Linked DNA regions of Homo sapiens: region 1 is linked to region 2. The links are chromatin loops, found by intact Hi-C in ENCODE. Cell type or tissue: transverse colon. All regions are shown on one strand. Links, peaks and the distances in the headings refer to the core of each region. The heading gives the core; the rest is flanking DNA.

What was found. Peaks named below come from ENCODE experiments on the same cell type or tissue, not always from the same donor. Only the 100,000 strongest peaks of a DNase experiment are listed, where the experiment ranks them.
Region 1: a loop joins it to region 2, with 12 times the contacts of the local background. A loop is called at or near these places in 1 of 110 quality-filtered maps.

What each region holds. Positions count from the first base shown.
Region 1 is chr4:23,123,848-23,132,188 of GRCh38, reverse strand. All of the region lies in intron 12 of LOC105374524 (a long non-coding RNA gene), which reads right to left. Among named protein-coding and RNA genes, the nearest start is that of ADGRA3, 610 kb to the right of the region's middle. In transverse colon, for the core only: no CTCF peak of the experiment used is centred there; no DNase peak of the experiment used is centred there.
Region 2 is chr4:23,198,611-23,206,951 of GRCh38, reverse strand. All of the region lies in intron 13 of LOC105374524 (a long non-coding RNA gene), which reads right to left. Among named protein-coding and RNA genes, the nearest start is that of PPARGC1A-AS1, 570 kb to the left of the region's middle. In transverse colon, for the core only: no CTCF peak of the experiment used is centred there; a DNase peak (open chromatin) is centred at 3,931; H3K27ac peaks cover 417 bases.

The DNA.
Region 1 (8,341 bases), core at 38-8,037, 75 kb after region 2:
TGTAATCCCAGTTACTCAGGAGGCTGAGGCAGGAGAATCGCTTGAACCCGGGAGACACAGGTTGCGGTGAGCCAGGCAGGAGAATCGCTTGAACCCAGGAGGCACAGGTTGCGGTGAGCCGAGATGGCTCGACTGCACTCCAGCCTGGGCGACAGGGTGAGACTCGGTCTCAAAAAAAAAAAAAAAAAAAGCAAGAATAACAGCAAATCGAGAGCAAGGCACACAGCCTGTTGCTCCCTATCTGTTTCTTGGAGACACGACCACACACACAAACCCCATATATGGTTTTTTTCCCTCCCTCTACTTACTCTCCCAAAGGGACAGCTGTGTTGTGAAAGGCTTTTATTTAGAAAGTCAGAGAGGAGTTGAGAGTTCCATTGGCTGTCTCAATAACCCCCAGGTTTACACAAGCTCTTACTCAGGAACTGAGCATCTTCTTAAAAGATAGCTTTGTGGCTGGGTGCGGTGGCTCATGCCTGTAATCCCAGCACTTTGGGAGACCGAGACAGGTGGATCACTTGAGGTCAAGAGTTTGAAACCAGCCTGGCCAACATGATGAAACCCCATCTCTACTAACAACACAACAATTTTCCAAGCATGGTGGTACAAGCTTGTAATCCCAGCTACACAGGAGGCTGAGGCAGGAGAATCGCTCGAACCAGGAGGTGGAGGTTGCAGTGAGTCAAGATCACACCACTGCACTCCAGCCTGGGCAACAGAGTGAGACTCTGTATTAAAAAAAAAAAAAAAAAAAAAAACAACTTTGAGTCTAACAATTACAAAAGCAACCTTTATCTACATTATCCAAGAAGGCACACTCTTGTCTCAATTTTCAAATGGGGGTGATGTCTGTTTATAAGAAGTATGTACCAGAGCTGTAGAAAAAAGATTTGACATTAGTCCCAGATCAAATTAGAGACTACAGAGAAAAAATAAGAATATAAGCCTTTGAAGGGCAGACGTAAATTGGATAAGCTACAATATTGCAAAACTAACAAAAATAAATTTCGAGACAAGAATAAAAAAGCAGAATGCATCCACTCTAAGTTGTTGCTGAAGGAAGAGAGAGAGAAACCTGCATCAGCTGCTTTTTGCTTAAACAGGAAGGCACTACCTGGCCACCAGTGGGAGACCATGTCAATTACTGGTAATATGTACATCTTCCTCTGGGGGGTGTCCAGTTATACTAATAAGAGAAGATGTTGAGCCAGGAACTTTGACTTAAATGTGGGAAGAAAGTAACAAATAGAAGTTGATCTGCAGCCCAAGTGCTTTTCAACTTGGGTGTGAAGGAGGTTGTTTCCTGGTCTACTAATTAATACTCTAAATAGCACTACCCAATAGACATTTCTGCAGTAGTGGAACTATTCTATATCTGCTCAGTCTAATATAATCACTACTAGCCCAACCAGCCATTGAGCTCATGAATCCTGGCTCATGCAAATGAGGAAATAAAATTAATTTAATTATAATTAATTTAACCTTAATTTTAATTAATTTACATTTAAATAGCCACCAATGTCTAGTGGCTTCCATACTGGAAGGCACAACTGTAGCAGGTAAGCATCATTACAAAGGCTTTCCCTGGACCACATGGTGTGTGTCTTGATGACCTCTATACCTGCCCTTAGAAGCTGTGGGACCTTTAACAGTTTACTTAACCTCTCAGAGCCTCAGATGTTTTATCCGTAAAATGACTAAAATCATACTTAGTTCCTGAGGTTGTAAGGATTACATAGGATGTAAATGGGTTGATGTCTGGTACCTCACACAGTATACCAACACCTCTGCCATACCTGAGTCTGGCTCTAATGTTTGCTCCTTCTCTTTATATTGTGGTTTTAAGTATGTCTTGCAATTGTTTTCTTTCTAGTTGGATACGATACACTGGGTAAAGGGAATTGTGGTAAATATGCCTTTAGCAGTGTGGTGGGCAGCAAATGCATTATATAGTCCTATGATCAGATCTTAGTCTTTTGATGAATCTGTACCTCTGGACATTTTTGCATGTGCTTCTTAGTCCCACACTAAGCTCTTAAGACAGGATACCTAGAGTGGGCTGGAGTTGAGTATCTCCATTCCCCCAGGTCAGTTAGGCTCTATAAAACTCCAATAGTTTAGGCTCTGGTAAAACAGTTTTTTTTAATGACAGGCCTTGTTAAGAAGAATCAAGTGCTCTAGTGTATTTCAAAATGACTACATTTTCCCTTCCTCTGCTGGAAACATGAGAGGATTTTTCTCTGATATTCACTATGAGAACCTGGTTTAGCCCTTGAAGGTTAAGTGCAGATAACTGTGGGCCATGAGTGCGAGTGGGTCCCCTGGAGTTTTTTACTCCCAGGCTTGTTTACTCTTGAAACTGCCTTTGCAAAGATTATATCAGTGAGAAAATTATGGCAGTAAAAGAGATCTGATCTAACCCACACCCCATCTTTCCTTTCCCTTAATTATTCCTGGGCTTTTGTGCAGAGATAAGTTTGGAAGACATTTAGGTCATAGTTTAAATGATAATAGCCCTTCCCCAAAACTCAACCACCTTTGTAAACTAATGAGAGACCATCTGACCAGGGGAAGGAGAGAAGCCTGAAGTCGTAAGCTGTGGACTGGTCTCTCTTGTGAAAGAAGCAGCTTCACTATTGGAGACTGGCCTTTTGAGATGTCTTTTCAGGTTTTCTGCATGTCTGACCCCCATAGCTCCACCTGGACTGTTGGCTCTACCACTCCTGTAACCCCATCCAGGAGTGATTCAGCTCAAGAGGACAGCTTCAGCCTCCTACAATTTTATCTCCACCCCAAACAATCAGCAGCAAGCACCCATTAGCTGGCCACCTCCACCCCTTCCCCAAACTGCCTTTGGAAAACTAATCTACCAACCTAAGATGTGACTGATTTGAGTAATAATTCCGTCTTCCATGTGGCACAGCCGCCTTTGTGTCAATTAAACTTTCTTTACTGCAATGCCATGATCTTTATTTGTGCAGTGGGCAGGAAGAACCCCTCAGGCACTTGCACTCTGAGCCTCCAGCAATTTCTCCATTATGGTTCAGATTTTCTTTATTTGGCTCTGGTTCCCAAAGAGGTTCCTGCTCTGGTAAGTTGTGACTTTCTGTGTTCATCTGTCTGTCTCTCCAATTTTGGGGAACAATGATTGCCCTGTGACCTGACTTCTCTGATAATTTTTAAGAATAATTTTTTATTGTTTGGCTTGTTCAGCTTTCTATTTGTTGTTAGGACAGAGTGATAATTGCCAAGTTTCTTACAAGCTAGACAGGGAGTAGGAAGCTCACATAGTATTATTAAACTGGATAATGAAAAACAGGTGATGGAGAGAGGCGATGGAGAGAAGAGCAGGGTCAATGGATAAATGGTTATATGGAAAAGCAGAGAAAAAGGAGGGGAAGGGAAAGGAAAAGAGGAAGGGGAGCGAAAAGAAGAAAAAGAATGCAAAAAGGAGGAAGAGGAGAATGTGACCTATCACAGTGTCTGGCTCATATTAGGCATTTAATAAATGTTCACTTCAGTCCATTTTTCTTGATGATTCATCACAAGACAAAAATGTGTCCCTCTCTCTGCCCACCGTGCCATAAAACCTCCTGGCTCCTTCCACTGACACCACCTTCCTCGGACTGTGTTCAGCACCTTAGGTGAAGAATCAATCGTTCTAAATCACAGAAAAGCTGAGCATCAGATGGAGAAGATACAATAATGGGCTTAAAGACTTTTAATGTCCCCTCTAACCCAAAGGTCTTCTAAGGTGATTAGGTGACTGCACGATTGGTGGGATTAATCAACCCAGACAGCTGTCATCACTTTAACATAGTATCACCATGGATCTCATCTGCGGTTTTCACCAATTTAGACCTCAAAAGAATATCATGTTAAGCTATTGCTGATCAATAGTATCTTGCATAAATCCTATTATCAGAATGTATTCATTAATTCCTTCACTTGACAAATAGGTATTGAGTGCTCACTCTATGCCAAATAGTACTTTAGGTACTGGGACATCATAGCGGGCCAAGGCCTCCCTTAGCTATTATCTTCACTAAGCTCAGGTGTGAGAAGGAAGTGCCGAGTGGCTTATAGGACAAACCAAAAACAGAGCAAGGCATACATAGGAAACTCTGGAAAATCCACCAGAACATGAAGAATAGGACGAAGAACTACAAAGTCAAAATCAAATCTCAAACACATGACTGGTAGCTCCTGAAAACAGTGTGTAAGTTTTATAGCTGAATTTAAGGATGGTACTGCATGCATCCAAAAAGCTAAAGAGAATTTGCTTTCAGTAAAATTTGCAAAGCAGAGTTAACAGTAACTCAGCATTCCAGATACAGACAAAATTGTCATATTTTCAGCCTAAGGACAACTCTCAAAAACAAAGGTGACATGCCAGCACCCTGATTTTGTTTTCTAATGCCCTTCTCCAGCTTAAGAAGTGGGCTAATTCTAGGGCTGGCACAGGGAATATACAAATGTGCCTGGAACACCTTGTTAGGCCAGTAAGTAAGGATTCAAAAAACAAAAGAATGGAGCAGGTCAAAGGCACACAAGAAGCAACTGAAAAAGCTCCCTCATTGAACAATATGGAATATTCTGGGCAAGAAAATAAATAATATAGTATTGGATTATAATCCAAAGTATAAAATGAATATCCAGGTGTCCAAATTAATGTAAGTAAATGGTTGACTAAATGAATAAATGGGAGAGAAGAGGCAAATCTCCCATACTGACACATTCCACATACTTTATGTAGATACATCACTTTCAGGGACTAATGTTTGTGGTTTATTTTTATTGTTTACTTATTTTTATTATTCCTCTTTTTGTTCTTTGTGATGTTGTGAACTAAGGACTCTGCATTGACTCATTCTCACACTGCTAATAAAGACATGCCCAAGACTGGATGATTTGTAAAGAAAAAGAGTTTTAATGGACTCACGGTTTCACATGGCTGGGGAAGCCTCATAATCATGGCAGAATGCGAAGGAGGAGCAAAGGCACACCTTCCCTGGAAGCAGGGAAAAGAGCGTGTGTGGGGGAACTGCCCTTTATAAAACCATCAGATCTCTTGAGACTTATTCACCATCGCGAGAACAGCACAGGAAAAACCTGACCCCCATGATTCAATTACCTCCAGCTGGGCCCCTTCCACCACACATGGGGATTATGGGAACAACAATTCAAGATGAGATTTGGATAGTTACACAGCTAAACCATATCAGACTCGGTAGGCTGTTTCTTTGTTTCTTTTAAAATTAGGGGAGAGTGAGGAAGATGAGGTAAAAGTTAACATGAAATGTTATCTAAGACCCATTCAATTAAATGGATTAGTGTATGGAGAGGGATTAGAAAAATGTTGATGAAATAGTGATATCAAAATGTTATAATCCACCAAAGGTTAATGTTGCATCAGAATACTTCAACTATTAAAATGGGATTGTCATTGGTGTGGTCTTTTCCAGCAAGGAAACACACTGACTTGGGAAAATTAGTTATGTTTTATTTGGCTGTGATGCCACTATTATTTCTACAATAGCAGAAACATCTATGTGAGAAATTCCCTCCAAGAGTGCAAAACTCTTTCAAACTAAACTTCATTAATCTCCACATCATCTGGGTTAGAGGACAAGCTCTGTTCTTTAGAGTTGCTGTCGCGAGACTCAACTTGATGAACTTGTTAGGGTTGTGTGGCAAAGCCCAGATGGGCTTCAGAGCCTCACAAAATCTGATGTCTGAATACTGGGCAACTTCCTAAGCTGTTTCATCCAAAGAATTCTCACAAGAGATAAAAACTGCTTTCATCTGAATGTTGCCCTGGGAAAACTGTGACCCCTGTGTTTCCCTAATGAGTCTGGCATATAGAGAGGGGTTAAATGAGTTGGTCCCAGAATGAGTCCATGGTGCTGGAAGGAAATAAGCATCTGACCCCAGAGCCTCCTCCAGGGATCTTTTTAAAATGAACAGCCAAATTCAGGGAAGAGCACAACTATGTTCTCCTACCACCTGCTTCAACATTATCAATGACTCCCATGATGCCCTCAGGATGAAACACAAAGCTTCCGGACATATAAGAAAGTCCATTCATGACCTAGAGCTACCTCTCCAGACTCATCTTCCGACCCCACTTCACAGCCTTCACACCAGAGAACTAAGCTCCTTGTGCTTCCAAGCCCTGATCCATGCAGACCTTTTTGCAAGTCGTCGTCGCTGCCTGAAATGGATCCATCTCGACCTTCCCCTGCACTTCCATACAGCCCACTTGGTAGGCCCTTTACCATTCAAAACTCCCATCAGAAACTCATACCACCAACTAGAGTGACCAATCACTCTGGTTTGCATGAGACTGAGAGGTTTCCTAGAACTTACAATTTCAGTTCTAAAACCAGAAAAATTCCCAACAAGCCTGGATGAGTTGGCCACCCTGCTCCATCCCTCAGTTACAAAATAACTCCCTCTCTCCTCTAATGCTCCTCCACTTTTTATTTTTAATGTTACAAAGAGTGGCTCACTGCCCTGCATTTATTCACGTCTTTCCTATTACAGTGTAAACTCGGAAGACAGAGACCTTGTTTCATCTATCTTGGCAGCCCCAGGCAGGGTTTCTCCCTAGCAGCACATTAGAATCACCTGAGAAACTCTGGCAAGGGTGGGGTGGGGGGGGCGGTGTTTTTGTTTGTTTGTTTTTTAAATACCAAGGTTCAGGTCCCCTTCCCCCAGAGATTCTGATTTAACTGATCAAAGTTGAGGCCTGGGCATGGGTTATTTTTTGATGCTTAACCAAGTGATTCTAATGTGCAGTCAATGTTGCTAACACCTGCTCTAGGGTAATGATTCTCAGCTGGGAGTATTGTGCGCATCAGAACTACGCATATCACCCTAGGCCCAACTATCCACAGATACCAATTTAATTCATCTGGAATGCGGTTCAGGCAGCGGTCGTTTTCAGCATCAGGTGATTTTAATTCATGGCTATAGTTAATCACTGTTTAAATATGTATGCATATTTAAACTAAATTTAAACTAAATTCCAGGCCATCTTACCGCCCTTACCTATTGCCAGGCCTCTAAGTATTAATAAGTGCTGATCATAAACAGACTTTACTATCTAATATAACTAATTCTTTCCGTGTATGGCTCAGGCCACCATAGAAGCTTGTTTTCCTCAAAAGTCTTTTCAAGCCATCTCCTTCACACCCACACCATCAAAGGACACCCTTGTCTCTCTTTAGATCCTCACTTATTACTCAGCCCTTCTCAAAGTCCTTCTCTCAATTTCTTGGATACTCCTCTCACATTCATGGTTTTATTTTTTATTTTTTTGAGACCGAGTTTCGCTCTTGTTGCCCAGGCTGGAGTGCAGTGGTGCGATCTCAGCTCACTGCAACCTCCGCCTCCCGGGTTCAAGCGATTCTCCTGCCTCAGCCTTCCTGAGTAGCGGGGATTACAGGCATGCACCACCATGCCTAGCTAATTATGTATTTTTAGTAGAGACTGGGTTTCTCCATGTTGGTCAGACTGGTCTCGAACTCCCAACCTCAGATGATCCGCCCGCCTTGGCCTCCCGAAGTGCTGGGATTACAGGCGTGAGCCACTGCGCCTGACCTTCAAGGTTTTATTTTTCTTCCTTGCCACCATGCAGCAATGGGATGAAATAAGAGTTTTTCAACTATGTTATGTCATCTTTCTGACTCTGTCCAGGTGTCCTACACTGTTCCCTGGTGACCAAGGCAGACCACAAACTCAATGGGCTTTTTTCTCCCTCTAAATAAACTAATTCCCCAGCTCAGGAGCTTTTCATTGTATCAGAAGGGATTCACTTGCCGAGTTTTCAATGACCTGGTTCCTTCACGACACTAAGGTACCAGCTCAAATACCACCCCATCCAAGAGGTCTCTCCTGTCCACCCAATCCAGAGTGCCTTCTTCATGTCATCATTCTCTATCCTGCCAGTCTTTTTTAAGTTCGTCACATCCCTTATCATTTTCTGAAATTATCATGTTTTGTTATTTACTTCAGTTGTTTTATCTGACTCCCTCTTACATAACGCAAGCTCCACCAGGAAGAAGAATTTGCACATCTTGTTTCCTGATGTATTCATCAACAGCACTTATAACAATACCTGACCAACATTTACCAAAATGAAATAAATACCTATATATGCATAGACAGCTTAGGAACCAGTTATGTAAGCAACATCGCTGAGTCTGGAGCTACCGACTTATCCACAAAATGTAGCTACTAAGAGCATAATAATTCAGACTCCTAAATGAGAAAATGTATGTCTGACTAGAAAAAATTTATGTCAACATATTCAAAACAGTGTGATTTCACAAAAATA
Region 2 (8,341 bases), core at 155-8,154:
TGAACAAGAACCCAAAAGCGAATGCAACAAAAACAAAGATAAGTAGATAAACCTAATTAAACTAAAACACTTTTGCAAAGCAAAAGAAATAATCAGCAAAGTAAACAGACAACTCATAGAATGGGAGAAAATCTTTACAAACTATGCATTCAACAAAGGACTAATATCCAGAATCTATGAGGAACTCAAACAAATCAGCAAGCAAGAAAGAAATAATCCCATCAAAAAGTGGGCAAAGGACATAAATAGACAATTCTCAAAATAAGATATCCAAATGGCCAACAACATGTGAAACACTGCTCAACATCACTATTTAACAAGGAAATGCAAATCAAAACCACAAAGAGATACCACTTTACTCCTGGAAGAATGGCCATAATTTAAAAAAATCAAAAAATAATACATGCTGGCATGGATGTGGTGAAAGGGAACACTTTTACACTGCTGGTGGGAATGTAAACTAATACAACCACTATGGAAAACGGTAAGAAGATTCCTTAAAGAATTAAAAGTAGATTTACCATTTTACCCAGCAATCCCACAACTGAGTATCTACCCAGAGGAAAAGAGGTCATTATATGAAAAGACACTTGCACACGCATGTTTATAGCAGCACAATCCACAATTGCAAAAATATGAAACCACCCTAAATGCCCATAAACCAATGAGTGCACAAGGAAAATGTGAAGTATATCATAGAATACTATTCAGTCATTAAAAAAAATGAAATAGTGACATTTGCATCAACCTGGATGGAGTTGGAGATGATTATTCTAAGTGAAGTAACTCAGGAATGGAAAACCAAACATCATATATTCTTACTTATAAGTTGTAGCCAAGCTATGAGAACTCAAAGGCATAAGAATAATATAATGGACTTTGGGGACTCAGGGGGAAGGGTGAGAGGGGTTGAGGGATAATAGGCTACACATTGGGTACAGTGTACACTGCTCAGGTGAAAGGTCCACCAAAATCTCAGAAATCACTACTAAAGAACTTTTCTAGGCAACCAAACACAACTTGCTCCCTAAAAACTATGGAAATTTTAAAAAAAATCAATGAATCCAGTAGTTAGTTTTTGGAAAATGTAAATAAGATTGATGGACCGCTAGCTAGAATGATAAAGGAAAGAGAGAAGATCTAAATAAACACAAAATTAGAAATGACAAAGGGGACATTACCAATGATCCCACAGAAATACAAAAAAACCTCACTTAAAGACTACCATGCATACCTCTATGCATACAAACTAGAAAACATAGAAGAAATGGAAAAAATTCCTGGAAATATACAAACTTTCAAGATGAAACCAAGGAGAAATTGAATTCCTGAATAGACCAATAATGAGTTCCTAAATTGAATCAGTAGCAAAAACCTACCAACCAGAAAAAGTCCACAACCAGACGGATTCACAGTCTAATTCTATCAGATGTATAAAGAATAGCTCATATCATTCTTACTGAAATTACTCCCACAAAATTGAGAAAGGATTCATCCCTTAATAATTCTATGAAACGAGCATCATACTGATATCAAAACCTGGCAAGACAACAAAAAAGCACACTTTAAGCCAATATCCTTGATAAACATAGACACAAATTTATCGACAAAATATTAGCAAACTGAATCCAGCAGCACACCAAAAATCCAAAAAGCTAGTCCATCATCATCATGTAAGTACACTTTATCCCTGGGATGCAAGGTTGGTTCAACATATATGAAAATCAATACATGTGATTCAACACATGAACAGAACTAAAAATACGTGATCATCACAATAGATGAAAAAAAAAATCTCAGGATAAAATTCAAAGTCTCTGCCCAACTTCAAACTCTAATACAAGGCTACAGTTAACAAAACAGCATGGTACTGATAGAAAAACAGACACAAATGGAACATGATAGAGAATGCAGAAATAAGACTACACACCTACGACCATCTTATCTTCAACAAAGTTGATAAAAACAAGCAATGGAGAAAGGATTCCCTATTCCATAAATTTGCTGGGATAACTGGCTAGCCATATGCAGAACATTAAAGCTGGACCCCTTCCTTACACCATATACAAAAATTAACTAAAGATGGATTAAAGACTTAAATGTAAAACCCAAACCCATAAAGATTCTGGAAGACAATCTAGGCAATAGCATTCTGGACATAGGAACAGGCAAAGATTTCATGAAAAAGATGCCAAAATAATTGCAACAAAAGCAAGAATTGACAAATGGGATCTGATTAAACTAAAGACTTTCTGCACAGCAATAGAAACTAGCAACAGAGTAAACAGACAACCTGCAGAATGAGAGAATTTTTTTGCAAATTGCATCTGACAAAGGTCTAATATCCAGCAACTATAAGGAATTTAAACAAATTTATAAAAAAAATTAGGTAACCCATTAAATAGTGGGCAAAGGATATGAACAGACACTTTTCAAAAGAAGACATACATGTGGCCAACAGCATATGGAAAAAAAGCTCAGCATCACTGATCACTAGAGAAATGTAAATCAAATCCACAATGAGATACCATCTAACATCAGTCAGAATGGTGATTATTAAAAAGTCAAAAAATAACAGACGCTGTCAAGGTTGCAGAGAAAAAGGAATGCTTATACACTGTCAGTGGGAGTGTAAATTAATTCAACCATTGTGGAAAATGGTTCCTCAAAGGCCTAATAAGAGAAGTACCATTCGACCCAGCACTCCTATTACTGGGTATATACCTAAAGAATATAAATTCTTCTGTCATACAGACACAGGCACGCATATGCTCATTGCAGCACTATTCACATTAGCAAAGACATGAAATCAACCTAAATGTCCATCAGTGGTAGAGTAGGTAAAGAAAATGTGGAACATACACACTATGCAGCCATGAAAAACAAGAAATCATGTTCTTTGCAGAAACATGGATGGAGCTGGAGGCCAGTATTCTTAGCAAACTAACTTAGGAACAGAAAACCAAATACTGCATGTTCACATTTATAAATGGGGGGTAAATGATAAGAACACGTGGACACAAAAAGGGGAACAACAGACATTGGAGACTATCAGAGGGTGAAGTGTGGGAGGAGAGAGAGGATCAGGAAAAAGTAACTAATGGGTACTAGGCTTAATACCTGGGTGACAAAATAATCTGTACAACAAATCCCCATGACACAAGTTTACCTACATAACAAACCTGTATGTGTACTCCAAACTTAAAAGTTTTTTAAGTAGGTTTCTGTTAGGTCTAGCACGTTAAAAGTGGCCACAAGACAGTGGTGATTGTTGGCTAAGTGTGTCAGCTAAGGAGATATACTCGGTTGTAAATTTAGCTCACTACTTCTCAGCAACTACCTCTCTGTAGCCTCAGATTCTCCATCTTAAAATGAACTTATTGCAACCTTTCAGTAGACTACCTTAATGTTTATGTGCTTAAAGTATTTGGAATGAACACAGACTTAGGTAAGCAATGTATATGTTAGTTAATATTATTATTTGACTTCATACCCAGAGCTAGAATCAAAAAGTAGAAGTTTCTGGGAATAAATTTCAACTTGCTACCAAAAGCTAATTTAAAAGATAATAGAAAGATGGAAGTAGAAGAAATGAGCTCCTCCTCACTAGAGTATCCAAGGAACCTGAACTTGGTCTGGATTCTTCTACCTTTTTTTTTTTTTTTTTTTTAAGACGGAGTCTCATTCTGTTGCCCAGGCTGAAGTGCAGTGGCACAATCTCGGCTCACTGAAACCTCTGCCTCCTGGGTTCAGGTGATTCTCCTGCCTCAGCCTCCCGAGTAGCTGAGAATACAGGAGCCTGCCATCACACCCAGCTCATTTTTGTATTTTTAGTAGAGATGGAGTTTCCCCATGTTGGCCAGGCTGGTCTCAAACTCCTGACCTCAAGTGATCCACCCCGCTCGACCTCCCAAAGAGCTGGGATTACAGGTGCGAGCACCGCACCCGGCTACCTTGGCATGGATTCTGAAAGCTCTATTTACTCACTCGATTGCTATCAGATTAGCCTGCTAGATATTGACTTTTAGTACTGAGGTTTTGTGCTTCTTTGTAATGTTTATCAACTATGACCACTGTAATGCTAGTTAGTTCATGAAAATGAGAAAGTAAAGGAGTTAGAATAGTAAGGTGTAGTATAAAGAGAAAGGTTTAAGGCAGCAGACAATTTGACCTTGTGACAAATCCTTGTGACTTAGGAACTTGGAAACATTTCTTAAGGCCTTTGAACCTTATGGAGAGAGAAAGAAGAGATAAAGACAGGGAGAAAAAGAGATTCTGGTATATATTGTGTATAACAAGCAATTAGAACCTATAAAGTACTGTGGATGAGGGTTGCATTTGCTATGAGGAGGAGGAAGTCTACAAAGGTATGGAGTATGAAACGCTGTCCAAGATGACCTAGAACAGGCAAAAATCAGGACATTGGTTTGCTGGAGGAGCCCAGTCAAATAGGAGAAGAAAGCCCAGGAAAAGAGGAGGAGTTGGGTCTGAAGGTGAAGCTGGTTGCTGCATAAATCTCCCTGAGAACATCAGCTACAGTATTGCTTCCCTTTTTTGAGAAACAGCTCTATCTGGGTTTCCTAGCCATAGCAGCATTAAAAACAACAACAAAAATGCAGGTGAAATAAATAAAACCTCCACCCCACATTTCAGCCGTCTCTGGCCACGGTACTATAGAAGCCATCATTCTTAAAGAGTGTCATCTTTTATTTATTAGCAACATGAAACATCCTGGAGGTAACTGAATTATGCGATCAATGTTAATGCTAATCAAAGTGATCAACGTTGAGTGTTCTCTTCTCCACATGGCGTGGCCCTTGCTGCTCCCAAGATGCCAAATGCATGATTTGTACATAGCCCTAATTTGCTGATTACACTGATCTTCTCAGTTCCTGCTATTCTGAGTTCTTACCCCCTTGCTATCTTTAGTTTTAGTTCAGCGTTGATATTAGGGAAATGGCATTAGAAAAAACAAGGTATTCAAAATAAAATCCAGGCAGATAAATTTTAGAGCTTAAAATAAGTGAATCTTTTGAGTATCCAAGTTGCTAACCATTAGATATTTAATAAATAATTTAATCAGATCAAGAGGAAAACTGATTTTAAAAGATATACATTTATTTCACATGTATGTCTCAGTTAAAATTTAACTGGACTCAATAAGTCGCATGCCAAGCATAGAAAATTATTTTCTACAATAAATGCATTTTTCTTATTTCATTCTCAGATGAGTAAAAATTCATACATAAATGTGTTAGAACATCAATGCATTATATTCTAACTTTTTTTTTTTTTTTTTTAGACAGAACAGAGTTTTGGAATCAGAGAAGGAGACAAATGATTCCAAGGACGTTAAAAGAGAAGAAAAGCTAATGCACACAATTGGTGTAAATTCTCTCCCATTGCACCAAAACAGGAAGCATGTCTACTATTCCCTCTCTTTACTGTCCCAAGTTAAATGGAACAAAAGAAAAACCTCGCCGGGGCGCGGTGGCTCACACCGGTAATCTCAACGCTTTGGGAGGCCGAGGCGGGAGGATCACGAGGTCAGGAGTTTGACCAGCCTGGCCAACATAGTGAAACCCTGTCTCTACTAAAAATACAAAAATTAGCCAAGAGTGGTGGCACACGTCTCTAGTACCAGCTACTCGGGAGGCTGAGGCAGGAGAATCACTTGAACCCAGGCCGAGATCATGCCACAGCACTCCAGCCTGGGCAACGGAGCGAGACTCTGTCTCAAAACAAAAAGAGAAAGAAAAAAAAGAAAAATCTCTGCCAGTTACTGTGCGGCATGACCTTGGACACTTTATTGCTCCACTCTGAGCACCAGGGCCCTCTTATGGAAAATGTCTGTTTCCCCGGTATTTGTAAGGATAGAACAAGTGGACAAATGGAACTCTCCTATGCAATGCGGTGAGAGCACACAGTCAGAGTTTGGTGATTGTTCTCTTCTCCCTTTCTATTTATGGCTCCTAGCCCTCACTGCTTCACTCCTTGATATTCATAATGTCTTGACTTTATCAGCACAATGATGTGCTTTGGGTTAGGAGATAAAAAGGTTGAGACATATTCCAGGCTATGCTGCTCACTATGAATGGTTCAGTTTTGGATCTGAGTTTGCTGGTATATTTGTTTCCCACATTTACACTGTTGATACAACTGTGAATTGAAAAAAACCTCTACCATGATATTCTGCATTTAAGAAATCACCTTTGTTGTTATTGTTTATATTATAAAGTTATTGCTTGCTTAATATTTTAATTGAGATTTTAAAAAGACAAGTATAACAAAAACAAAAATTAGTCATAATTCCAGCTTATTATTAACATTCTGATATATTTTTTTCTGGCCTCTATGTGTCCATACATGCAACATATATAGAGATGGATATAGATACACACAAAAATACCATATACATACATATACATGTTACATGCCTGTATGTGAAAATGTATATTTTCAAATATGCATAAATGTACATATAAATACATACACATATATATGTATACACACATATATTAACATGCAAATATATACTGTATATGTAAATAGTGGATATGTATGTGTGTATGACCTAATAGATTGTTTCCATTCCATTTTTTTCTGTATTATTAATAATGTTATAACCTAGATATTATCATCTTTCATCTCAATTTGTATTGTAACCATAAGGTGGATTTCAAAAAGTAGACCCATGAGTCCTAGGCAGTCTAATATTTAGTTCTTATGGATTCAAATGGTGCATCTGTCAGGATTTCTTTGGGCTGCTCAGTGGTAATGACGTATCAACGGTTTAATATTTTGAATTGAAACTATTTTCTAAGGTTATGGACATTTTAAATGCGTTGCTTTTCAAAAGAGATTTTTACATTTCAATTTGCATGACCAAGCTGAGCTGGGAAAATAAAATCTACCAGGTTATCTTGGAGCTCTCTGCTCGCAAGCACATGAACCACAAGTTTATCATGGGGGATTAATCAATAGAATAGAAGGTACAAATATTAAATTTGTAGATTACTCACAAAATTGAAAATCTCCCTAAAAAAAGCATTGTTTCTGGTGCATTTCCATATCCCAGGCTCACACCAGGCACCCAGAGAACCAAATGTTCCTTGTGTTCTGTAGTCTCCCACCAGTCCAGCCCTGTGGACCCTACTCCCCGCTGTATGGGGTCACCAGTCTTGGTTTCTGATGTCAAACACACCCTCATCACCATTCCCAACTTACCTTGGTTCTTCAGAATCTACTCCACTCTTACTTGCCGAGCAAAGAGGCCCCATTTTTAGGTCTTCTTTGTGAACTGCCACCTTACTTTGCCTCTCCTCTCTCTAAAGAGTTGAAGGTCCAATTCATGCCATGCAAGGCAGCACACAAAATACCTTTATCTTAGCTCCCCTTCACAAGACTTCACTGATTCTTATCTTAGAGCAGGCTTGTTTTCCAATTAGTGGCTAATAGACAAAACTATCTGGATACCCTCAGAAAAATGTAAAAGGGTACTGCTATTTTGATCTGCAAAAAATAAAAATAAAAAATATATATAAATATATATATAAATATATAAATATATAAATATATAAATAAATATATAAATATATAAATAAATATATATATAAATATATATAAATATATAAATATATATATAAATATATATATAAATATATATAAATATATAAATATATATACATATATATAAATATATATATATATATAATCCAAAGGCCACATACAAGCCTGTGCCAGAGCATTTCAAATTTACCAAACTTACAAAGGCTAAATTATACCAAATTTACAAAGGCTAAAGAGTGAATTAATAAATGAATGAATGGACACATCTTTATTTTTCTATGATCATCTTCCTCAAGTATCCTCACCCAACAGAAGTATAGAGGTTGACCTAAACTGCTAATTGTGAATATATCCCTCTTCTTTCTATGTAGTAAGTCAGTCTCTGTGCTGTAAATATTTCTTGAAGACATTTTTTCTATTGCCTCCTTACCAAGATGGCAACTGAAAGTAGGAGAAAGTTTTTAGCTATTTTGTATTGGTAGAGGAGTTCTACCTTGCCTCCGTCTCTTTTTGGTGTGCTTTCCACAGCAGGACAGCTGATTTCTGGGTGAGTGCTATGGAATGTCTTTTGAGATGTATATCTAGTCCAGTCTCTGGGTTTCCTACTGGTAGATGTTGCTGCTGTCTGCCCCAGAGGCTCCTGTGGTCCACTTGTTTGGCATGGCCAGAGGTCTTAGCCTCACCTCAGTTATCTGGTTCTGTGGATGCCTCCAGAGAACAGACTGTGACAAGTAGACTATCCGCGATGTCGGTGCTGCTCTGTTGCACTCAG